2 separate regions of the Mus musculus genome follow, and region 2 is linked to region 1. A link is a contact called in ENCODE Hi-C or POLR2A ChIA-PET data. All regions are on one chromosome and are shown on one strand. The core of a region is the stretch at or near the end of the contact, and the rest is flanking DNA. Distances in the headings are between cores, read along the strand shown. Region 1 holds the start of Bsdc1 (BSD domain containing 1). Region 2 holds the start of Marcksl1 (MARCKS-like 1).

Region 1 (4,031 bases), core at 983-3,482:
ACCCCTCCCATACCCATTTCTTGAGAAGACCTGGAAATCCCCTACTTCCCCCTTCTCCTCCCCCCCTCCCCGAGGGCCTATAAAAACTGGGACCCCTTTCCCCTCGAGGTCGACTCCTCTACCCCTGCGTGGGATGAGTCGTCCCTAGAGCTCTGGCTTTCCCCAAATAAAGCCTCATGTGGTTTGCATCAAGCTTGGTCTCTCATGAGATCTTGGGGGTCCGCTATTATCCCGAGGCCTGAGCGAGGGGCTCCTCTTGGGGTCTTTCACCCCCACCTCCAAGTGCTGGTATTTATGGTGCACAAGCTGCAGTTCTCAATAGCATGGTCAGAGTGGGTAAGAAACTGAGGTCAGAGAACTGCAGGCAGAGAAGACATGTTCAAGGGCTCAGGGTCAGGAAAGCACCAGAAAGTTTCTGGGAAATCTAAGTAGCCTTTGTATGTGGGGCAGTGTGAGCAAGGAGGGTGGAGGTGCAAGGTCAGACCAACCAGGTAGGAACAGAAAGGAGAACCCTGGGAGGAGGCACGGCCATCTGACTGGCATGGTTTTATGTGTGCGATTATAAATTAACAGTTCAGGGCTTGGATGTAATTTACTGATAGCATGTTTGCCTAGCACCTGCAATATCTTGGATTAAATTGTCTAGTTAAAAAAAAAAAAATACATGCCGGGCAGTGGTGGCGCATGCCTTTAACCCCAGCACTTGGGAGGTAGAGGCAGGCAGTAGTTCCAAGTGACCTTTAATGTGGGGAATGAAATTGCAAAGGTAGATTCTGTTGGGGATTAAAGAACTCAACTTGTTTCTTAGCCCATCTTGTTCAGTAGCACAAATCATTTATCACAGCATTTTTTAGCTTTAAACCTTGTGCATTCGTTGCAGGCAAAGCATGGACCTTAGAAGGGAGAAAGACCACTGGAAATTACTCATTCCATTTTTTCTCCCTTAACAGCCTTATGGTGGTCTACTTTATTTTTTTATTTATTTATTTATTTATTTATTTATTTTTATTACATATTTTCCTCAATTACATTTCCAACGCTATCCCAAAAGTCCCCCATACCCTCCCCCCCACTTCCTTACCCACTCATTCCCATTTTTTTTTTGGCCCTGGCATTCCCCTGTACTGGGGCATATACAGTTTGCGTGTCCAATGGGCCTCTCTTTCCAGTGATGGCAGACTAGGCCATCTTTTGATACATATGCAGCTAGAGTCAAGAGCTCCGGGGTACTGGTTAGTTCATAATGTTGTTCCACCTATAGGGTTGCAGATCCCTTTAGCTCCTTGGGTACTTTCTCTAGCTCCTCCATTGGGAGCCCTGTGATCCATCCAATAGTTGTTAGTTTTTTAGACAGGAGAAATACCAGCAACAATCTTTTTGAAAGTTAGATGGGAGGCCTTGGGGAACACTGGGAGAATTAGTATATAGCTTGTTCCTCAGGCAGGTAAGAGGCTATGGGATCAGGTAGCAGTGATGACCTTGATTACAGTGTAGCCTTCGAGGAGGGGAGTCAACCTCCTGCTGGAGGTGAAGGAGGGGTTTGTGTAGATTGAGGAAGTAGTAGGTAGGGCCACAGGATCTATGTAAATCCCCCTTCCACCACACAATAGACCTCAATTCCCCCCTATCAGTGGGATTTTTCCAGAACACTTTCAGCTAGCGTTTTCTTAAATCGGGCTTAAGAAATAATGTGAATATGTATCTGCCTCTCCAAATGATCCTGGGTGTCATCCCGAGGAGAGCTCTGGATTCTCCCCATAGCCTTACTCTGGCTCTGAGGTCCGCAATCGGAGCTTGCTGAATTAGCCTGCAGCAGAACACCAAGGAGCTGCTACGCGGCTGGCTTCACAAAGGGGGGCGGAACTTAACTCCAGGTTCTAAGAACACAACGTCCCAACCCGGCCTCTCCTTTCCTCGCCTCGCCTTCTAATTGGCGGTCTAACGAGCCTGCCGAAATTGGCCCGGAGAGGCCACTGTAGTCAGGGACTACCGGGAAAGCTAGCGGCTGGTTGGTGGGACCCGAGGACAATCTTACACACCATTGGATCGAGAGTTCAGAGGCGGGACAAATCGCATTTGGGACATGGATTGGACAAAGGCCAGACACATTGATGTAGGGGGGCGGGGACTGGGCGGAGAGTTGTCCTTGTGTTAAGATTGGGGCACGCTCATGGGGGCGGAGCCTGAGGGGGCGGTGCCGTGTCGGAAGTCAAAGGTCGGTAAATAGTGGTGATGTCATGCTGGCAAGATGGCGGAAGGGTGAGCTTGGCGTTCCGCTTTCTGGCGTTGGGGGCTTGGGCTTTTCGAGGGATGGGGTACTGGGCCAGGGGTCCCTGTTGGGGACAGGCTGCCGGTGCGGGTGCGGACTGAGCTGGAAGGGCAGAGCGGAGGCGTGGTGCGAGGGCATGGGGAAGCGGCCGGAAAAGCCTCATCTCCGGCCGGAGGCTGGGCTGGAGTCGCCCGGCAGGGCCGTCAGATGTGTCTGTCTTCCACAGGGAGGACGTGGGGTGGTGGCGGAGCTGGCTGCAGCAGAGCTACCAGGCAGTCAAAGAGAAGGTAAGCCGGGCCAGCACCCTTCCCTCGGCAGGGCACCGCGGCCGTCTCCTTGCAACCAACCCCAGCTAGCCCCTGCTTGGGTTTTTTTGAGCTTCTGTGAGGCCATTTACGAGAAAAGGGTAGAACACCACCACTAACAACATCTTACTCTTAAACAGCAATATTTATTAGAATATGTGACAGTCACTACTCACAGACAGGTTGGGAGGATATAGACCTTAGCCAGACAGATAGTCTTGGGCCTCACAAAGCTCAGTCTGGTGTGGAGGCAGTCAAGCAAAATAGTTGCTTAGTTACTGTTGTGAATACCGGGAAAGGGCAGTCCCTAATTGTCCAGACTAGGGAGTCATGAGCATGCCAAGGAAGGTGTAGCCAAGAATCCGGGTAGAGATGAGGATTGCCATATGCGCTGGTACCTGATGGTGCCTATGTGACTGGTTTACAAAGGGATGAGGGGGGGCCAGAGAGTGGAGACCTGGGGAAGTGGCTGTGATTGTGACTAATGCTTGTCCTTGTCCTAGGCAATGCCAGTTGGTGTTCCTGTTTTATCCCACATTCCTTTATTTACAGGCAGCCCAACTAAGTCGTGGGGTAACTAATTACTGTTTACCTCAAGCAAGTGAAGGGAGTCGTGCTTCAGGGCAGACTCCGAGAGGCTTCTGATCTCAAGTCAGCCCAGTACTTTAGGAACGGTTTTTGTTTGTTTGGTTTTTGGTTTTTTGGTTTTTGTTTTTATTTTCTCCTTGCTCCGGGTTCTCCTGGGAAGCCTCCGCTCAAGCTACAGCTCAGCACATCTGAGAATTCCCTGTGCTGGAAGTTTTATTGATGATGGAGAGGCAGGACTTTACGCTAAGGATTAATATGAGACCTCAAGCATGCAAAGAAAGTGTGCTATCCGGCAGGTGTCCTGTCCTGTGAGGACTCCCCGTGTGTTTCGAGGCTTTCAGGAAGAGACTTAATCTCTCCCTTTAGTTCCTTACATTTCTGGGAACTTGGACAAGTTATTTTGTTGTTATTGGTGGTGGTCGTGGTTTGTTTTATTTTGAGACAGGGTCTCATGGTGTATGTCGCCCTTGGCTGCCCTGGGACCATTATGTAGACCAGGCTGGCCTCAGCCTCACAGAGATCCGCCTCCTTCTGCTTCCTGAGTGTTGAGATTAAAGGCGTGTAGCTTATGACTTGGGCAAGTTTGTTTATCTGGTTTCTTCTTCTTCTTCTTCTTCTTCTTCTTCTTACCTTCCTCACTGTGAAATGGCAGTACCTCTCTAATGCGATGTCACGAGGATCACATGATAATATGCAGAACACTCAGACAATATGTGGTCTCTCTGGGTGCTACATAGGCATTCGCTCTTTATTAAGTGACTCAGTAAAACTCAGTCACCGTTTTTCGACTTTTCCCTTGCTCCTCTGCTGCCGTCTTTGCTGCTGGCCATCTCCGCTCCCTTTGGGTCGGTGTCTTCCTGCTCTCTTAG
Region 2 (4,031 bases), core at 638-3,137, 52 kb after region 1:
CAGGGAAGATGTAGAACCTTCCCTGGGACCCAGGCTCTTAGGGGCTCTAGAGCCTCGGGGTCTTTAGCCCTGGTGTTCTTCCCTCCTGGAATCTTCCCAGAGACTTGTCTCTGTCCCCACCAGGCAGTGCCTGGAGAACAGGAGCCTTGAGATCTCCTCCTAACCTCTGACCTCAACCCCCCTCCCCAAGGACTCACACACACACTCCATCTGAGTCCTGCTAGCTAGTACAGGCAGCGCCTGGCAGCACTGTGGGTCTCTTATTGTGGCTGAGACAGAGAGCAGGTCAGAACAACCATCCCTTAGTGGTAACAGGTAGAGAGAGCTGCTGTTCTGTGAGTGACCTGCAGTGGGAACACTGTGACCTTCCCTGTCCCCAAATAATTCTCTTCTTGCTTCTCACCCTCATCTGACAGCCCCATTTCTCAATAGGAAATTCCTAAGGGTTTTTTTTTTTTTTTCACCCTATGCTGCTACCGGTAGCTGCTGTTTTCTTGGGACACGTCACTTTCCTCTTCTGAGCTGGGGGTGAAATGAGAAGACAGTCCTGTAGCATCAGAGTCAGGGTGGGAATGGGCACAGGAGTAAACACAGAATGTGGACACCACCTCATCCCGCTATGGTCACATCTGTGTGCAGTTCCCTGATTTCTCAGGCCCTGGGGTTGTTTGCACCTTACAGCTTCTGGTCTCCCAGGAGGCCTCTCCTAGGACAGAGGGACATATTGGTTGAGCTGTTCAGGACATCAGCCTTTCTTTCACAACCTTCGGCTTCCTCTAGCCTGAAGCCTTTCCTATTGGGGGACAAGAGGAAGTAGCTGTACACATCGGAAAACATATATAGGCTCAGCCAAGGACTCTGGGATTCTAACTGGCCTACCTGGTCCAAAGAAGGAAACAGAGAAGGACCAGGTCTTCAAACAGGGTAGGTTTGGGGGTTTATCCCTAATAGTGTGCCACAGTTGTGGAAGAAATCCAAACGATTCCTGTCACATTCAGGAAGGGGTATTTGGAGTCTGTTGAGCCTCCCTGGCTTTATGGTACCTACCTATATGTGGAAGTCTCAGTGTATGGTCACAGACTCGAGGGGAGGGAAGCCAGGCCTAAGTCAGGTATACTTAAACATCTCTGCGCCCCAGGCTCTTTGCTTACAAAGGGGGATGAAGATGCAATGCCTTCTGGTCAAAGACACACACACACAAACACACACACACACACACACACACACACACACACACACACACACGCACACACACACACACGGCAGTGGGGAGACAGAGAGAGACAGAGACAGAGACCTGGTGATGGATTTAGGTTGTGAGGAGTAAGAGCTGCCACCAACAGACTGAGAAAACCGACTTGTTGGATCTCCATTTTGACCTGAGTTAGGTCAGCCCCCCAGGGTGGCCGCACAGCACATAGACTGACAGGGACGTGGGTGGGACTTGAATTCTGGCCTGAGGGGGCGCCGAACTCAGGGTATGTGTGTGTGTGTGGGTGTGTGTTTGTGTCCGGGCGCGTGAGTTTTGGACAAATTTCTAGAGTGTAACTCAGCACCAGCCGTCTGACGAGTCTGGACATGTGAGCCCTTCCAAGAGTTCAAGGAGCCAGTGTAGAACCAGGGACTGGGGGCCTCTCCACTGTGAAGTATGAGTTAGGCTGAAAGTGGGCTGGGGATGACTGAGTGCTTCTTCATCGACGGCCTCCTCCCAGTCCATCTCCCGGACCGACCGGGAACCTCTCTCATTTCCACACTGAACCCTACTTGCCCCTGGTCGTCCCAAGTGATGGGGGAACCAGACAGCTTGGCACTGCCCACTGCACGAGAGGAACCCGGGCCCGACCCCGCCTCCACCCCGGATTGGGTGCTCATTTAAATGTCCGGCCCCGCCCCGAGCCTCGGGCGCGTACATATAGGCGGCTCGGCGGGCGGCGGGCGGCATTCTGGCGCGGAGCGCAGCAGCAGTGGGCGCAGCTAGCGGGTCGGCTGCGGAGCGGGGGTGCAGTGCGCTTTGCCCCCCGTACCCCTCCCCCTCGGACGCAGCCCCACCCCTCTGCCCGCCGGGCCGTCCCAGCCGAACTATCCCCTGCGGCGCCAGCGCGGGGCGGCTCCGGGCGCCCCCAGCAGACCCCCATCATGGGCAGCCAGAGCTCTAAGGCTCCCCGGGGCGACGTGACCGCCGAGGAGGCAGCGGGCGCTTCCCCCGCGAAGGCCAACGGACAGGTGAGTGCGCTCGGAGCGGCGGATCCCGGCCCCCAGCCCGCCGGCCTCGCCCCCTCTGGGGCCCAGGGCCGGGGCCGCGCGCTTTGTCCGGCCCGGGACACGCGGCGCCCCCTCCCCCGCCCGGTCCCTTTGTTCTCGGCGCCGCAGCCCCCGCGGGCGAACGAGGGGAGGGGCGGGAGGGGGCGCCGGCCGGGCTCGTCGCCTTCTTTGTTCGCGCCCGGCCCGCGGGCGCTGCCCCCAGGCCGCCCCGAAGGCCGCGCGGGAACAAAGGCGCTGCTAGGCCGCACCAAGGGGGCGTCTAGGGCCGTGGGGATGGTACTCGGCGCCCAGGGCGCCCCATCTGGAGCCCCGATCCCGGCAGCCCGCGGTGGCTTTTGAAGCGGTGGGGAGCAGAGATGCGGGGAGACTCTGGGGTGGGTGGGGGCTGATCACACAAAGCGCAAGCCTGGGAAAATAGGCCGTCCAGGTGCGGGGAGGCAGCGCCCCAGGGCTGCTTCCCGCCCAGTAGTGCTGGGCAAGGCTGGCCCGCCGGCGAAGGATCCAGGCCCGGTGAGGTTCCGCGCGGAAAATAGAGAGCGCGCCCCGCGGGAGGGGGGTGGGGGCCCGAACCCCAGCGCCTCCTGCTGGCTGCGCTCGTCCCTGCGCGCCTGTGAGGGGTGAGGGTGATGTTGGATGGGAGTGAGGCCAAAGCCAGACTTGGTTGCCTTTGGATGTCGGCGGTGGCCTGCGAGGGGCCAGAAGCGGGCTGGGGGAGGGGAAGAAGGGCCCGGGCCCTCACTGCTGTCCCCTCTGCCCCGCAGGAGAATGGCCACGTGAGAAGCAATGGAGACTTAACCCCCAAGGGTGAAGGGGAGTCACCACCCGTGAACGGAACAGATGAGGCAGCTGGGGCTACTGGTGATGCCATCGAGCCAGCGCCCCCTAGCCAGGAAGCTGAGGCCAAGGGGGAGGTCGCCCCCAAGGAGACCCCCAAGAAGAAGAAGAAATTCTCTTTCAAGAAGCCTTTCAAATTGAGTGGCCTGTCCTTCAAGAGAAATCGGAAGGAGGGTGGGGGTGATTCCTCAGCCTCCTCGCCAACAGAGGAAGAGCAGGAGCAGGGCGAGATGAGCGCCTGCAGCGACGAGGGCACTGCCCAAGAAGGGAAGGCCGCTGCCACCCCTGAGAGCCAAGAGCCCCAGGCCAAGGGGGCAGAGGCTAGTGCTGCCTCCAAGGAAGGAGACACAGAAGAGGAGGCAGGGCCCCAGGCTGCAGAGCCATCCACTCCCTCGGGCCCAGAGAGTGGCCCCACACCTGCCAGTGCTGAGCAGAATGAGTAGGGGTGGGGACAGGTGGGTGATCTCTAAGCTGCAAAAACTGTGCTGTCCTTGTGAGGTCACTGCCTGGACCTTGTGCCCTGGCTGCCTTCCTGTGCCCAGAAAGGAAGGGGCTTGTTGCCCCCTCCCAGCCACGCTCCCTTTTCGCCCTCCTGTGGATTCTCCCATCAGCCATTTGGTCTTACTCTTAAGGCCAGTTGAAGATGGTCCCTTACGGTTTCCCAAGTTAGGTTAGTGATGTGAGATGCCCTGTCCCTACCTCTTTCCCGAGCCCCATCCCTGCAGAAGGCAATTGCTGGGTTTCCAATTCTTTTCCAAGTTCGTTTTGTTTATCCTGCTTCTCAACCCCCTGAGCCAGAAGTGGGGGCTTATACTCCCAAACCCTGAGTGTCCAGCCTTTCCCCTGTTGAATTCTTAGTCTCTTGTGCTGTGCCTAGTGGCACCTGGGCTGGGGAGGACATTGCCCCATCTGGGTTTTTATAAATGTCTTACTCA

Evidence for each region. A loop is a pair of places that touch in the nucleus more often than their neighbours do. ChIA-PET counts read pairs that join two places held with the same protein, here RNA polymerase II (POLR2A).
Region 2: POLR2A ChIA-PET joins it to region 1 with 28 read pairs in Patski. The contact joins the promoter of Marcksl1 here to the promoter of Bsdc1 in region 1. A Hi-C loop is called at or near these places in 2 of 37 maps with a recorded cell type or tissue (T-helper 17 cell and adrenal gland). POLR2A ChIA-PET finds 5 or more read pairs at or near these places in 4 of 5 experiments (Patski and embryonic stem cell).

What each region holds. Positions count from the first base shown.
Region 1 is chr4:129,459,447-129,463,477 of GRCm38, forward strand. Bsdc1 (BSD domain containing 1) reads left to right here and starts at 2,233. Exons shown (of 11, transcript NM_133889.2): 1 at 2,233-2,259; 2 at 2,496-2,556. The coding sequence starts at 2,249.
Region 2 is chr4:129,511,694-129,515,724 of GRCm38, forward strand. Marcksl1 (MARCKS-like 1) reads left to right here and starts at 1,888. Exons shown (of 2, transcript NM_010807.4): 1 at 1,888-2,223; 2 at 3,024-4,031. The coding sequence starts at 2,137. The coding sequence ends at 3,539.